Regions from separate parts of the Mus musculus genome. Here region 1 is linked to region 2. A link is a loop called in an ENCODE intact Hi-C map of the cell type or tissue named here. Cell type or tissue: heart. All regions are shown on one strand. Links, peaks and the distances in the headings refer to the core of each region. The heading gives the core; the rest is flanking DNA.

The links. A loop is a pair of places that touch in the nucleus more often than their neighbours do. Peaks named below come from ENCODE experiments on the same cell type or tissue, not always from the same donor. Only the 100,000 strongest peaks of a DNase experiment are listed, where the experiment ranks them.
Region 1: a loop joins it to region 2, with 4 times the contacts of the local background. A loop is called at or near these places in 2 of 42 quality-filtered maps.

Annotation. Positions count from the first base shown.
Region 1 is chr8:61,704,172-61,712,626 of GRCm38, reverse strand. It overlaps Palld (palladin, cytoskeletal associated protein), which reads left to right. Exons shown (of 22, transcript NM_001293772.2): 5 at 1,147-1,252; 6 at 3,560-3,634. Among named protein-coding and RNA genes, the nearest start is that of Gm51576, 23 kb to the right of the region's middle. In heart, for the core only: no CTCF peak of the experiment used is centred there; a DNase peak (open chromatin) is centred at 3,486.
Region 2 is chr8:62,030,479-62,038,933 of GRCm38, reverse strand. Ddx60 (DExD/H box helicase 60) reads right to left here. Exons shown (of 38, transcript NM_001293783.1): 36 at 5,408-5,559; 37 at 3,830-3,892; 38 at 1,233-1,899. The coding sequence ends at 1,800. Among named protein-coding and RNA genes, the nearest start is that of Anxa10, 88 kb to the left of the region's middle. In heart, for the core only: a CTCF peak has its summit at 4,381; no DNase peak of the experiment used is centred there.

The DNA.
Region 1 (8,455 bases), core at 346-8,345, 330 kb after region 2:
CATCAGCATGCCAAAACCCAGCCAAGAGCTTTGTTAGCTGCAAAGACAGCCTTGGAGCTGATTAAGTAAATGGCAAGACCAGTCACACTGAGAGAAAAATCAGTTAGGTCCGAAGGAGAATCAAAATGTCTAATTGAGCCAGAAATGGATTTTCTTTTTATTGGATAAAGGTTTTGTTGTTGTTGGTTTTTGCTAGTAAAACCTTATATCTGAAAAGGCCAAAATTTGCTTATCCCTAGAGAGACATGCATTATTTAAAAAAGTGTTACTGTCTCCTCTATTTTACAAAAGTACAGCCAAGTCTACCTGAGTTTGGTAGAAAATTCCATTAATGGTGAGATGTGCTAACAAATGTTTTTTGTTGCTAGTAAATATATAACAGTTATCTCTATTTAAAATGCTAATTTCCCTGATTAGATCTTACACATTAATATAAATACTGTACTGTAAGACTGTTACAATAATAAAATAATCGTATTTTATTTGAAAAATCATGTCCAGTCAACATCAGATAATCATCATTGCTAATGAAGACTATACATTTGTACATTTTTTTTCTGATTTAAATTAGAATTCAAATGCAGAGATTTCACACCCTCTCAGCCACACTGAGCCAGGCAATGGACTGATTCCCCTTGGTTTTTCTCTTCTACAACACTAAAGTCTCAGAACTAAGAGAAGACAAAAATTCTCAACAAAATTTGAATCCAGCAAAAGCGACAGCTGTTAGCCCTAAAATAAACACTAAAACTGAGTTAAATATAGGACCCTAACCGTAAAGATGTCAAATATTTGCTAACTGATAGAGATTGAAGCTTTCCAAGATTCTATTTTCTCTTGGGATTTTAAAAAAAATAATACCTTAATAATCTTTATCAGTGTGAGTTGCCTCTGGTTCATTTTCTTTCTTCTGTGTGTTTATTAAAGTCAGTTCTATCCAGGTCCTGACCACACAGCTCTTTTGGCAGTTTGTTTTGATAAGTTCCAACTTCTGAAACAAATTTTAATGGAAGTAGACCGGGTCTACAAATAGAAACCCAGGTCTTCTGTAAAAATAGTTTAAAGAATAATTGCTAATTTATAAAAACACAAAACAACAACAAAAACAAACAGCTTCTACCTAACACTCGCTTCCCTATTTTCCAGAGCTCAGAAGAAAACAACGTCCGTTTCCTTAACGATAGGATCCTCAGCTCCGAAAACAGGAGTGACCACAGCTGTGATTCAGCCCCTATCTGTGCCCGTCCAACAGGTAATTGTGCCTCCAGCCACCAAGGAGCTGAGTTCAGGAACATCAGGCTCTTCTGTTTTATGAATACGAGTTCAATTCTAACTGACAAATTCCCATGCAATATTTTCTGAGGAAAAAAAAGAAAAACTACCCACAATCGAAGGAAGAAAAAAAATAATGGTTAATGTTCTCATTTTTGCTCATTAAGAATAATCTGTAATCACAGCCACACTACCAGGAAGTCACCAGCCAAGCTCAAATAGGAATTTCTGAGCTGATAATAAGCCTTAGCTCTGACTGTCCTCTCTGACCTTCCTTTCAGTTAGCCTATCTCATTAGCTTATTTATTTAAAGAGACCAATAATGTTCACACACCAACCAAAAACTTTTCCCATCTCAGAAGGCCAAACAGTATGGCTTAGAAAAAATAAAATAAAATGGTTTGATTTCACTATACTGTTTTTAAATATTGGTTTAGGGTCCGTGTGAGACTGTTTTATTGAAGAAAGAGCAAGTTCTAGGAAGGGACTGTAGTAGGTTTACTCTCCAAGCACCATCAGCATTACTCCTTAAGTAAAAGACAAAATCAAATGTCTGTAAAGAATTGATATGATGTGAATCTGTAAGTCCAACAGTAGTAGTAGGTTTCCCGGACACTCCTGGTAAGTAAACCCATCCCTAGTTAAAAGATTTGTCTCGTGTGCATCCCCATGCCTTCCATGAGTTCTTATTACTCACAATATTATCAGAATCATAACAACTACCACATGCCATACATAGTAACATGTAAGAGATGAACTTTAGGGGAAAGACATTTGTGTTCATAAACCAACAAGAATAAGTGACTCAGTAGAGGCAGCCATAGTAGGTATTTCCTTTAAACCACTGAACTAGAGTTTTCATTCAAAACTAATGGTAGCCTTAACTCAAGAGTTTGGCTTTTAGTTCTCAACTAGAATTTATGTAAATGCTAACCACTCTGCTAGATATTTAATAGCAGAAAGCAGAAGTCATCAGCGCCCCCTCCTTCCCAGTCTGGCTGGGCAAAACTCTAGAAGCTTCTCAATATGACCAAATGTATTGTGAGATACAGATGAGAACATACATTGATGTATAGATGCAAACACTACAGTGATGTGTAGAGTACATTGTCAATGGCTTTATTTATAAGAACTCCGAATAATGAGTCCTAGTTTACAGATGTGAGGCTGAAGTGCTCATCATTTCTTCCTTACAGCCAATGAGAAGAAATGTTTAATATATGGGAGCCAGAGTTTCTGGGTTCAAATCCCAGCTCTACCCACTTACTGAAGGGACTTCCGAGCAAATAGCATAACCTCTCTGGGCCTAATTCCTTTGTCCGCAAACTGGAGATGATAAGACCAGGGGTGTCTCCCCGGGGTGTTGTGAAGAGTTTCTTACTTAGTTTTTATGTGACGTTTCAAACAATGTCTGACCCAGGGTAAGGCTATAAAAGTATTCGTGTATGCTTTGGATGTCCACGATAGTGAAAAGTGAGACACAGGCCTCCCTCCTGAAACATAAGCCAGTAAAATATATTCCTGGGACAATGAATAAGATCTGTCACTGCCATAGTATCTCCACCGCACTGTGGTGTCACACAGTGTGTCCAGACAAATGTGATCAGATGGCTATCGATTTATAAGTAAGTCCAGATTGCCTGAAAATAAGCAATTTCACACACAAAAGAGTTCCATTCCCTGCTTTTTATTTTCCATTCACAACTCTGAAAGCTTTTACCTCCCCTGAGATGACTGCTGTTCAATAACAGTTTCAGTGCCTTGACATTTTTTATTTTTTACACATCAATAAATGAGTTTTATTTCTTTCCCTCATAATTTCTATCTCCCTTTACTGACAGAGTTCACATTAAAAACAAGATCGGCAGATGTTCCCATTTCTTACCTTACCCTCCATTGCCCATAGCTTATCCTTTTGATTCAATGAATCCGGAATGTATTTTAAAATAAAATATAGCGTCTGTGAGACGGTCTGAACAGACCCCTGTGGAAGTCCCACACACAGAAATCCATTTGGTAATAGCATTTAAAGGCTCTCAGAGTCCCCCAGGACCCAGGGAGCTCTTGCCTCCAATATCCTTTTGACCAAAGAAGAGTAACAGATGTGAAATTAGGGGGCAGAACAATGTCTGTACTGTAAGAGTAGACTAGCGGGTAACGTGTGGCGACACTCCCATAGCCTGGAATCACTCACGTGGAGCAATCCCCATAATGAAAGGCTTCTCTAGCTCATCCCTTCAAAGATGTATAGGTTGAGAATCTGATCCATGTGTCTCTGCTCTTTCAGGCTCACAGCGCTACTTCATATCTCTGCCGACCTGACGGAACCACCATGGGCTGCCTTCTTCCTGTTTTTACTAAGGTCTGACATCTGGAAGTCTCATTCTCCATGTTTTCTTTAGTGCTTAAATTTCATTCACATGTGACTTTATGTAGCAGCCCTTAAGATTTGAAATGAAGATATTAATAGGCAGATCACCATGGTTACCTTAGGGGATAGGTAGGTATTCATTGAATAATGACTGTATGGCTGTTTTCTTATGCAAGATTGAGAAATGTGGTTGGACGCAGGTGAAGCAGATGTCTGACTTAATGGGAAAGCTAAGAGAGGTATGAATAATTCAGTGTTTAATTTATTTCCTTTCTTTATAGCTGGGCATGATGGCATATAACTGTAGCCCCAGCACTTGGAGGGAGAAGGGCAAGGGTTTTTAAGAGTTTGAGGCCAGGACTAGTCTGTACAATGAATCCCAAGAATCAGTCAGGTTACTTTTTTACTACCAGGGAAACCTCTTGAAAGATCTAGGAAGCTTTACAAGACAAAAACAAAAAAAACCAACAACCCAAGCAAACAAACAAACAAAAAACTGATTTTTCCACTTGTTTTAAGTTGGAGATTTACATTGCCAAGTTGAAGGAGTCCCATGCCATTCTGACAGGAGTCAGAAATCTGTCCATGCAGATTCTCTTTCTTTCTTTCTTTGTGTTTTTTGGAGAGAGTCTAAAACTTTATTGATGGACATTTTAAAAGGCCAAATAAGAGGAAAAATAAGCCATTCTCATGTAGAAAGATTAATAAAGTCCTTAGTCCCCTGACATAGGGTATCTCTGATACAATTTTGCTGAACTCCCAACAAGTTTCTTGTTTCTATCCATTTGTTTGATATAGAATTTAGTAGCCTGGTTCTAAAAGTTATGTTGTAAGGGGGTGGGGGAGTTACTGTAAATAGCCAGGGTCCTACTAAAGAAATAAAAGGGGCACCATTATGGAAGAAATGAACTTGCCTTATAACATACTAAGGTACCCTAAAGATCTGTTATCTACATTAAAAGTTTAGCATCCATAATCTGAAATGCTTTAAAAACTAAAATGTCGTATTTTGACGGATGCCTGAGTGGAAGATCCTATCACACACAAAGTGACAAATCTCAGTCCACGTGCAGGTGTATTATATAAACACTGTATAAAATTTCCTTGGGATATGTGGGTTAGGTATTCAGAAAACATTACTGAATTTCATGTTTGCTTGTGCCCTGCCTTAGTGTATTTTCTGTTGCTATGATAAACACCATGACCCAAAGCAACTTGGGGAGGAAAGGGTTTATGTGGCTATGCGTTCAGGTCACGATCCAACAGAGAGGGAAGTAACAGCAAGTAAGAAAGCAGAAATCAAGGAGGAGCTGTGCTTTCTGACTGGCTCCCTAGCTTCTGCTCAGCAAGCATTTTTTGTATAACCCAAGACTCCTTGCGGAGGGATTGGCACCACCCATAGTGGTCTGGACCCTCCTACATCAATTAGTAATCAAGAAAATACCACACTGTCCTGCCCACGGGACAGTCTGATGGAGGCAACCCCTCAACTGAAACTCAGTGGGTAATTCCAGGCCAGCAGAAGCTAACTAGGAGAGATCCGATGCCCAAGATATCCCCATGTCTATGTAAACACTCCAGTGTTTAAAACAAATCCAAATCCCAAATCCAAAACACTTTTGGATAAAGGCATGAGTCTCCTCAAATTGCTGAGGAGTCAGAATAGCAGAGATATTTCAATAACTGCAGGCACGTAGACACACTTGGGGACACAGTGAATTCTTTTAGTAAGATAAAAAAAAAAATAAAATAAATGGAACTCCACACTTTTCACAAAAAAAAAAAAAATTCCAAGTACACTGAAGATACATGAGAAAACCACTCTGAAATCCTCAGTGAGGATGCCTGAGTGGCTCAGGGGCATCATTCCTGGCCTCAGGATGCTGCAGTCAAAGAGTGCTGTGAGTTCAAGATAAGCCGGGGCTAGGGAGTATGAACCCTCTGGAGAAAGGAAGAGAGAGATGGAGAGAAGGAATTTCTGTCAGGCCACACCAAAAGCAGCTTTGTTATCTTTGTGGGGGTAGGGGGGGTTATTTTCCCTCTGAAGCCTGACTGAATCCAAGCTTAGTAAAGGCCTCTTTCCACAAGTCACCCTTTTCCCAGTGAGCGTAGAAAACAAATGGTATCTGTTGAAAAGCCTCCCCCCCCCCCAAAAAAAAAAGCTAGAAACAATAAAAGCCAAAGAAATCCTTTAAGACTGTGACAAACCTAAGTCTCTGGTACAGATATTTTCTTCTGGTGCTTTGAGCAGGGACCGCCTAGAGGGACCATGCTCACAGTCAACATGAAGTATAAGAGTTTTTCACAGCCAACTTCTCAAGGACATCTCTGGAAGACTGTGTTAAATCATGCATTGCTAACCATGACTCATCGGATGCAGGGGCACCTTAGGCTAAGACACCTTTAGCCCAGGCTAGCCTTCAACTCACAATCTTCCTTCCTCAATTTTCTCAGTGCTGGGATTTTAAACATTGCACCACTATGACCAACCCTCCCATGACTCTTCATTTAAACAGATCAAGTCCATATTGAGTGTACAGGTGGAGGAACACAAAGGTACCATTTAGTTTTCCTTCATCCCAAGGTCAAATGCTTCCTTTGTCATGGCCTGGCTCGTGTAAACATGAGATTCCTTCCTGGACACCTAGAACATGCTGAAAAATCTAGAACTGAAACCTCAGAGTCATCCACTGCAATCCAACTGCTAGGACACAGACACTGTTAACAGTTATCTTACCCCCCCACCACCACCACTACCACCATAATTACCACACATATAAATCAAATCATGAACTGTTCTGTGTACTAACAACATGGCTGGGAAATACGATTTTTAATATATGTTGCTTTTTTAAGAAATGAAAGGCAGAGAGTGTGTGGAAGCGGTGTGTGCATCTCCACCCTCTAACCTGGTGCCTGGTGTGGCATGCCTGCTTTCTGCTGGATACATCTCCTCCCTGCAACTGCTTTCTCCTTTTCCCTTTAAGCAGCTTCCCTCTGTGGTCTGCAGCATCCTTTTTAGGCTAGGCTTTAGTGGAGCAGGTTTAGACAATGACCCTGCACCTGCTCTTAACTCAGATGACACTTGGACTCATCACACTGATTCTCTGGCATTCCTCTTGTGCATGGCAGTGACAGTGCATGGCAAGGGGACTCTTCCTATCAAAGGAGTACCTCCATCTATTTCCTCGTGTTTCTCTAAAGATTCCCAGCATGGGTAACAAGGATGGTCACTGGATGGCTACTCCAGAGGGCTGTTCTTTCCTTAGACCCTTCCAGGGAACCACAGTGCCAAGTGAACATGATCTGTGTTGACAGGTCTTCATATGGAGCCGGAAGCATCCAGGGCGCCCAGATTCCACACTGAATTATGATTCAGATGGCTAAGCACAGCTTCTGAAGGTTGATTCTCATCATTCTGAGGGCTCCTCCTTGTTTGTTTTAATGGCTTACTGGGCTTAACCATCTATGATGCATGTGCCTGTGTGTGTGTGTTTGTGTGTGTGTCGTTGTGTGTTTGTGTCTTTGTGTGTATGTGTCTTTGTGTGTGTGTCGTTGTGTGTTTGTGTCTTTGTATGTATGTGTCTTTGTGTGTGTCTTTGTGTGTGTGTCTTTGTGTCTGTGTGTCTTTGTGTCCGTGTCTTTGTGTACACATGTGCATGCCTCTCACTACAGTAGAAGGCAAGCTGGAACTGAAGTCTAGGAGCAAGCATACATTTCTGTTGCCCTTTATCGGTAGGCATCTGTGCTTTTGCTATTTCTCTTGCTTTTAAACACAAAGGGAAAAAGCCACATGGTTTTAGGAATAAATCTAATCTCCTTTGATGCCTAAAAGCTTAAACATGAAAAATATTTGGGTGTCATTTGTTATATACCAGAACTAGCTTCCTGGAGATATTTCATAGGTTGGCTCATAGAAAGCTGGACCGCACACTGTGCTCTGAAACACTAAATTAACTCATCTCTGGCTACATTCATGAACTACAAAACATTTACTTAAAAGTCAGAGATTTTCTAGGGCTAGCATCATGTCCCATCTGATAAAGGCACTTTTTTTTTAACCAAGCCTGAGTTTATTCCCTAGGACCCACATGGTAGAAGGAGAGAACCAACTCCCTTGAGTTATGCTCTGGCATGTGTATACCCCAGTCCCACACACAGTGAATAAACAAATATAGTAAAACATGAAAAGAGATTCAAAGCCCAGCGACTTGTTGCACTTTAAAACACAAATGGAAAAAAGAATGCAATCATTAGTTGATTTTTTTTTAAGAATAAGTCTCAGGTAGCCCAGGATAGCCTCACATCCTCAATATAGCTGAGGATCACTTTAAGGTTGTGATCATCCAGCATCTACTTCTGTCTGTGCTGAAAATTTTTAAATGAGATTTCAAGCGTAGTAAGTAAGCGCTCTTCCATCGACTCTACAGCTCCAACCCCAGTAGCTGATAACCTTAAACTTTTCATTTACACACACACACACACACACACACACACACACACACACACACACATTCTCCTTACTGTCCAAATCCAGACATCATTCTTCTACTTTAATAATTGATAGGAAAATACTATAGGCTTTTAGACTATGCACAGTGCTTTAGCACACACCCTACGCAAGGAACATTTGCTAAATCACATACTACTTTTACTTTTTCCCGTTTGCTGTAAGATTTGTGACTCACTGTTACTCCCCCAGACCCTTAAAACACAAAACAAAACAAAACAAAACTGCCCAAAGTCCACACACTTCCTGTTGAAGTCTGTCCATTAGCTTGTTTATAGGTAAGGGTTTTTTTGGTTTTGTTT
Region 2 (8,455 bases), core at 151-8,150:
TCCAAGTGTAGAACCCACTTAAGCCTGGTGCACTTTTCCATGTGTGAAAACTGCCAAGTTGGAGAGACCAGCACCGTGGGTAAAGACCAACATTTCTTTTACTGTCTGTCTGTAGCTTTTATTTTATTCTCTGAGACCTAAGGAATCATCATGATTTCTATAGTTCCCAAATATTCTAAGTAAAAATCTTGCCAGTACATAGTTTTTGTAGGCTTTCTGAGTCAGCAAAGCAAGATATCATAGCTTTACCTTTCTGCAATGTATCTCTTCCCAACTCACTTGAGAAATCGAAAAATTGTCTCCTGAGAAATTACTGCTGCTTACACTTCAGATTTAACTAAAGGTTGAAGAAACAGTGTATATACCCCTAGACCCAGTAGACTCACCTCAAAGATGTTAGGTATAATTATACACTTTTAAGAAGATTCCAGATGTCAAAAAATGACCTCAGTCTTGGAAAAAATCTAGCAGCCAATTAACTCATGCATATCTATTGAGGTGGATCTTCACTTCCCTGCTGATTCCTACATATAAGCTTAAGTTGACACTAACATGATAATAACCTTCACACTGTGTAAAATTCCAGTGGGTGGAGTTTAGGGGGTGTTAGACAGGATGAGGTTATTCTAAGTGTTTGGGGGTTATAGCATTGTTGTAGCATTTAAAGAATGGAAACACAGGCCAAGAGGTGGTGGTGCAGGCCTTTAATCCCAGCACTTGGAAGACAGAGGCCAGCCTTGTCTACAGAGTGAGTTCCAGCACTCTGGAACTCAAGGCTACACAGAGAAACCCTGTCCCCCAAAACAACAATAACAACAAGATTAGAAACAGTTTAAACTGCACCCCCAACCCCACCCCAAACGTAGAGATTTCTAACATGGATCTAAATGGTATCTCTTCCTACAACTGAAATTTTTCTGATTCAGAAATAAATGGACCATAACTGTTTTTTAGCCACTATAGTCTATGTATAGTGCTACAAAACAAAACAAAACAAAATAAAACAAAACAAAACAAAAACCATCATTCAGCAGGATACCTGAAAAACCACATCTTTTGTTTTGAAAGTTAACCACTGTGAGTTCAAGTTGAGAGCTTAAAATTCTAGCACTGAGAATTGAGGTTAAGAACTCAATTAGAGATCCCTTCTAAATAATTGTATTGAATGAGTGGCAGTGTACAGTGGATTAATAGAGGAGTATTATTTCAAACAAATGAAACCAGTGACATCATTATTTCAACAGTCATTTATATACAATTAAAATGAAGAAAAATATTAGCTACATGTTTTCTTTAAAAGCATCACAAAAATTCAATGAAAATATACATATTTTACATTTCATATTATATCAAGAGGTATTATTTCATTAACTAGCTATCTAAGCAGTGAAATCCCTTTATGTTGATTGTATAGATTATATTACACTTTCAGGATACTAAAATCATTTTTTTCTATCTTCAAAAGTAGTTTTAGACATACTAACAGTGAAAATATGTAAAATGCAATATTTGATTGGGTCTCATGGAGTGTAAAAACTGTCTTTAAATGTATATATGTAATATTCTTGTATTTTTTTTCCTTCAATCCTCAATAATTTAGAAATATAAGCATTTTTGTCAACTTTTTGAGAAACCACCAAGTACATTAGAGGCAACCACAAGAAGTTTGATGGCAACTCTATTTGCTTATTCATTCCATCTCATCATGTATGATTGTTTGAGTAAGACATAAGAGTAAAGATATATAATTCACAATGATTCTATGGTGATAGTTTAAGCAGTTTACATAGTTTTTCTTTTCACACTAATTCAAACTTCTCTTGAAAAGACGTAGACAATTGTTCAAATGCTAAAACAACATTGTCTTCTTCATTTTCACACAGTTCACGCAAGGAGACACTATAAATAGAAAAATACAAATATATAATATATGTATATATATATGCATAGATATATTCAATTAAGTAACATTGAATAATATAAAAAAGGGCTGTCCTCTAAAGTTATGAAGTAATATTAGGAATTTATAAGGAATGTTGATAAGAAACAAATTTATTAATAAAATAATACTTGTACAAAAAATAAATAAGAAAAGAAGACAATGTGTCACATTCAGCAAAGGGTGATTGAAAGGACACCAAATTTTATTACTTTGATCCTTGATCCCTTAGGCAATACAACACAAATTTCTTTTCTCTACATATCTCATGGACACATTTTGTGGTTTTTCAACTACTGTGTCCAGCATTTTCTGAAGACTATGATGGAGAAAGAAAGCTTCCTTTCTTTATCTAGGTAGGGGATAAAAAAAACAAAACAAAAAAACAAAAACAAAGCTGGGGTGTTGTCAGCAGAGTAATACACCTCATCTAATTCAGATGACCTCACCTAAATCCCCAGAAACCAGGACTCATGTTAGGCTCCATGACAAAGGGCAATTACCATCACAGATGAGCCCACAGAGGACAGCTAATGATCAGTGGAGATAAATGATTACTCTGGATTCTTTAGGTATGACTAATGGAATTCTCAAAGGTGCTCATGAGTGCGAGGAAGGAGAAGATGGGAGTCAAAATGGTGAAATGTGGATATTTGATTCATAATGTCAGGTTTCTCTATTGAACATCCCTGGCCTCCAAGTCAGAAGGAAACTCTGACCCAAAGATGCAGACAACCTCTAACTGTTGGGAAAGAGCCAAGGTTTTCCCTTAGAACATCCAGACATCTAATTTTGTCTGGTGAACGCACACTTTGATGATTGGTCTCCAGAATGGTAAGATGATACATTTATAGAGGTTCATACCATTGAATGACAATTTGTTACACCAGCATTAAGAAACTTGTGAACAGGCATGAAGAAAGGGAAAAGAAACACACCACTCTATTAATGGGTCCCAGCATTAGGAAGGTTGAGAACCACTACTGCAGATAAACAAAGCGTTTCCCTTCTGCTCCCATATACCTCAAATTAACTCTGTGTATAAAATAACAAATAAATAATAAAACTATATAAAAATAAATAAATCAGATTAAAATAATAAATAATAAAAATAATAAAATAAATTATAAAGCTCTCTGTATAAAAAACACCCATAAAGGTCTGATTCGGCTCTGATCAAGGAAATAAAATAGAGAACTGTTTTTAAGGACCCTATAATGATGAGATTTATGGTCACTTGAATACACATGTGACAAAATAAAAGTCACTGTCAAAGTGTTGGAATACATATGAATATGAGGGGTTAAGGGGCTATTTAACTAGGTGACAATATATGGCCAATGGAGCCAAGGATGGGGGTGATCACAAAGAGTTTGATATTGCTTTGTGAGTAACTGGGCTTTGTTCCAGATCAGAATAAAAAGTGACTATGAATTTACAGTCAGACAAACCCTGAAGAAAAATATAGACTGTAGCAGGAGACTCAAGAGCAAGCAAATGTTATAAATTGGAGAGCTGCTGGCACCTCAGAGATTTCTGAAACGTGTATTTGCTACGATATTGCAATGGGGATCATTGAGAATATCTAGGATCAGGGATGCTCAGGAATGGTTTTGAGCTATGTGCACTGCCCTAGTCTGAGGCTCTATCTTGATGGAACTTAATCTCAAAAAAACATTTTTTTAATTAATTATAAAACAGACCATAACCAAAAGGTTGTAGGGATGGGGGACTCTACAGACCCTCTGGGAAGTTGAAATGCATGGTATGTAACAGATGCAGTGACACTTTTAACTTGGATCATGGGGGGGGGTGGTAATAATCTCAACATTTCAAAATGACAATTAAATTTGGGGAAATACAAAAGTAACATTTAAACATGTAACGTACCTGATAGACTTAATGATAAGATTAAAATCTTTCAACAGGCTATAAGCTTCCCCTGGATGTATCCTAAGGGACAGGAAAACAGAAATTAACGATACGATTATTTACTATTGATGTTTATATCCATAAATTAGAGCTGGCTCAGACATGGTCAAAGATGCTGCTGCTGCTGCTGCTGCTGTTATACAATGATTAATCAGACTACTGAGAATAAGTGACTGTTGAGCACTAACACCTATTTGGAACATCTATGTCACTTCACCAAGACTCAGAAAGAATCACAAAAAAATGAGACAGAGAGAATTAAGAGCTAAGTGAAGCAAGTGCTGAGAAATGCTATCTTCTGGGCCTGATGTGATTCATGCGTCCACAGCAGCAAAGGCTGTCTGAATAGGGTCTGCACAAGAGCAGGACCATTAATATCAGCCAAGGATGAGAGACAAGCTCCTAGGACAAGAGTTCCCAGGAAAGGCAGGGGCCCTATGGGCTAAAGAAAGGAGAGTCATTTTTCTTCAGTATTGTTTTCTCTGATGAGTCTCCTGACTTCCAGGGGATGGCGACACACTCATGCAGATAGCCCTAGTAAAACTCAGTGTGACTCAAAGTGAAAATAAACCAAAATTTAAAGACAACACAAACATGGACAGCTGACTTGCTGGGGTTAGGGGATACAACTGAGAAGGTATACAAGAATAAACGGGGAGATATGGTCATAATATTTTACATACAATTATGAAATTATCAATGAACAAGTTTTAAAACCAAAAAATATTATCAACTAATGTAAATGCAACTTTATTCACAAAAATAAATCAGCCTTAATAAGTAAAAATTTTCTAGGTTTCTGAGGACTATTAAAACTTTTTATACCTTAACTTAGTAAAGAATGTTCAAATTTTTATGTCTACTGCATGTTTAATTCCTTAATATATCTGCCACTAGATGAGGTGTTTAGCACTGAGACAAGTATCTCCCTGCTCAGGGATAGTTTCCTGGATATTTCCCTAGGAGTGAATATCTAATTTGCTTGGCATGACTAACTACTTCTTGAAATTATCAAGAGAAAACATATCTATTGACCTGGTCTTACAGACGTCAAAGCCTATGTGTTGACTGACAGTTTTCTTCCTCAACTATCCAAGTTTTGTGGCCACAATACTGGAGTTTGAGAGTGATGGATGCTAACTGTATGAAAAATGACCTAAATAATGCCTGCTTCTATTTATACCTATAAAAATGGCTTCCCTGACAAGCTAAAGTGTCAGACCCAGATATGTAAACTAGACACTTTATATTCTCTCAGGCATTAAAAAAATGCCAGATTGCTATCTGCCATTATATCTAAAATACTAAATGGTGCATAAATAGAACTGTAATGTAAAGATATATTTGATATACACAAAGACACATTTAAGGCATATATTTAGATCAAGTGAGTTGGCCCATGTGCTAAACTTTTGCTGCTAAACTAGAAATAAATGTATAAAATATGCCATCATCTGTGCCATTTGTTCTGGAAGTGAAAATCTAATATGTTTGTCAGGAATAGTCATTTCTTGGAATTTTCAAGATAAAACATACCTATTGTCCTGGACTAATCCAATAAGGGATCCATGCTTATAGAAATCAAGTGCATAGGCATTAAGTGGAATTTTTCTTCCTTGACTATCCAATGCGTATGGCCACAGCACCGGGGCTTGTGTGTGATTGATACCAAGTGTGTGTAGAATGACCTAAAGAAATACAAGTTTTTAGTTATTCACATGGACAGAGGCTTACAACTTAGAACTTGTAGTTATCTGTAGAGAAATTTTAATCCAACAATATGGCTGATCAGGCAAGGGATGATACCCAAAGACTTTCTAGGTCTGTGTGGTCCAGTCAGAATACAGACAGTGAATTACAGTATTATCTGGCTAGAATATAAATATGCTCAGCACACACCTTTAATCCTTAATAATAGAGGTAAGATTAGTTTGTAGAAGGAAGCAGCCATGTTTGAAAGTAACATCTAATTGAGGGGCAGACAAGGTGACAAATCAGAGAAATATCTGGCAGAATGAGTCAGAAATAGGATATGCCCAACTCTCATGAAAACAGAGGCAATCTGAGAGAGCAGCTGAGAGAGAAGGGGGAGAGGGACAGGGACAGGGGAAAGGGGAGGGGGAGAAACAGGGAAGGAAAGAGGGAGGGAGAGGGAGAAAAGGCAGTTTTATCAGGACAGTTTTACAGAGAAAGGTTGCAGGTGAAGACAGAATGAGAATGAAAATGAGAACTAGCCAAAAGATTAGAACATATTGAAAAGTTGTTATTTATAAGGCCAAGCAGAGCAATTCAGTCAGAAGTCCAAAGAAGCCAGATTGAATCAGTCAGCTTGGAGAGGACTTTGGCCTGGAAGAGCTGAGTTGAACCAGCCAGCCCGACTTCAGAAAAAGTTAGAAAGGGTGAGCTTACAATAATATTGGGAGAATTCAACACCCTACTCTCACCAGTAGACAGATCCTGGAAACAGAAACTAAACAGAGACACATGGACACTGACAGAAATTATGAAACAAATGGATTTAATTGATATCTACAGAACATTTTATCCTAAAACAAAAGGATATTCTTCTCAGAGCCACATAGTACCTATCCAAAATTGACCATATAATTGGTTACAAAACAGGCATCAAGAGATACAAAAATATTGAAATTATCCCATGCATCCTATCTGATCAGAACGGACTAAAGCTGGTCTTCAATAACAACATAAATAATAGAAAGCCAACATTCATGTGGAAACTGAACAACACTCTACTCAATGATTCCTTGATCAAGGATGAAATAAAGAAAGAAATTAAAGACTTTTTAGAGTTTAATGAAAATGAAGCCACAACATACCCAAACTTATGGGACACAATAAAGGCAGTCCTAAGAGGAAAACTCATGGCTCTGCGTGCCTCAAAAAAGAAACTAGAGAGAGCATACACTAGCAGGCTGACAGCACACCTAGAAGCTCTAGAACTAAAGGAAGCAAATTCACCCAAGAGGAATAGACAGCAGGAAATAATCAAACTCAGGGCTGATATCAACCAAGTGGAAATAAAAAGAACTATTCAAAGAATCAACCAAACAAGGAGCTGGTTCTTTGAGAAAATCAACAAGATAGATAAACCCTTAGCCAGACTAACTAGAGGGCACAGGGACAGTATCCTAATCAACAAAATAAAAAATGAAAAAGGAGACATAACAACAGAACCTGAGAATATCCAAAACTTCATCAGATACTACTACAAAAGGAGTTCTATCAGACCTTCAAAGAAGACTTAATTCCAACTCTTCTCAAACTATTCCACAAAATAGAAAGAGAAGGTACTCTACCCAATGCATTCTATGAAGCCACAATTACTCTGATACCTAAACCATACAAAGATCCAACAAAGAAAGAGAACTTCAGACTAATTTCCCTTATGAATATCAATGAAAAAATAATGAATAAAATCCTCGCAAATTAAATCCAAGAACATATCAAAATGATCATACATCATGACCAAGTAGGCTTCATACCAGGGATGCAGGGATGGTTTAATATATGGAAATCCATCAACGTAATCCATTATATAAACAAACTCAAAGACAAAAACCACATGATCATTTCATTAGATGCTGAGAAAGCATTTGACAAAATAAAACACCCATTCATGATAAAAAGTCTTGGAAAGATCAGGAATTCAAAGCCCTAAACATAATAAAAGCAATCTACAGTAAACCAGTAGCCAACATCAAACTAAATGGAGAGAAAATGGAAGCAATCCCACTAAAATCCGGGACTAGACAAGGCTGCTCACTTTCTCCCTACCAATTCAATATATTACTTGAAGTTCTTTCCAGAGCAATTAGACAACAAAAAGAGATCAAGGGGATACAAACTGGAAAGGAAGAAGTCAAAATATCACTATTTGCAGATGATATAACAGTATATGTAAGTGACCCCAAAAATTCCACCAGAGAACTCCTAAACCTGATAAACAGCTTCAGTGTAGTAGATGGATATAAAATTAACTCAAATAAATCAATGGCCTTTCTCTACACAAAGGATAAATGGACTGAGAAGGAAATTAGGGAAACAACACCCTTCACAATAGTCACAAATAATATAAAATATCTTGGTGTGACTCTAACTAGGGAAGTGAAAGATCTGTGTGATAAGAACTTCAAATCTCTGAAGAAAGAAATTGAAGTAAATCACAGAAGATGGAAAGATCTCTCATGCTCATGGATTGGCAGGATTAATATAGTCAAAATGGCTACCTTGCCGAAAGTAATCTACAGACTCAATGCAGTCCCCATCAAAATTCCAACTCAATTCTTCACTGATATAGAAAGAGCAATTTGCAAATTCATCTGGAATAACAAAAAACCTAGGATAGCAAAAACTCTCCTCAATACTCAAAGAACCTCTGGTGGAATCACCATGCCTGACCTAAAGCTGTATTACAGAGTAATTGTGGTAAAAAACTGCATGGTACTGGTATATCGACAGACAAGTAGACCAATGGAATACAATTGAAGACCCAGAAATGAACCCACACACCTATGGTCACTTGATCTTTGACAAGGGAGTTAAAATCATCCAGTAGAAAAAAAG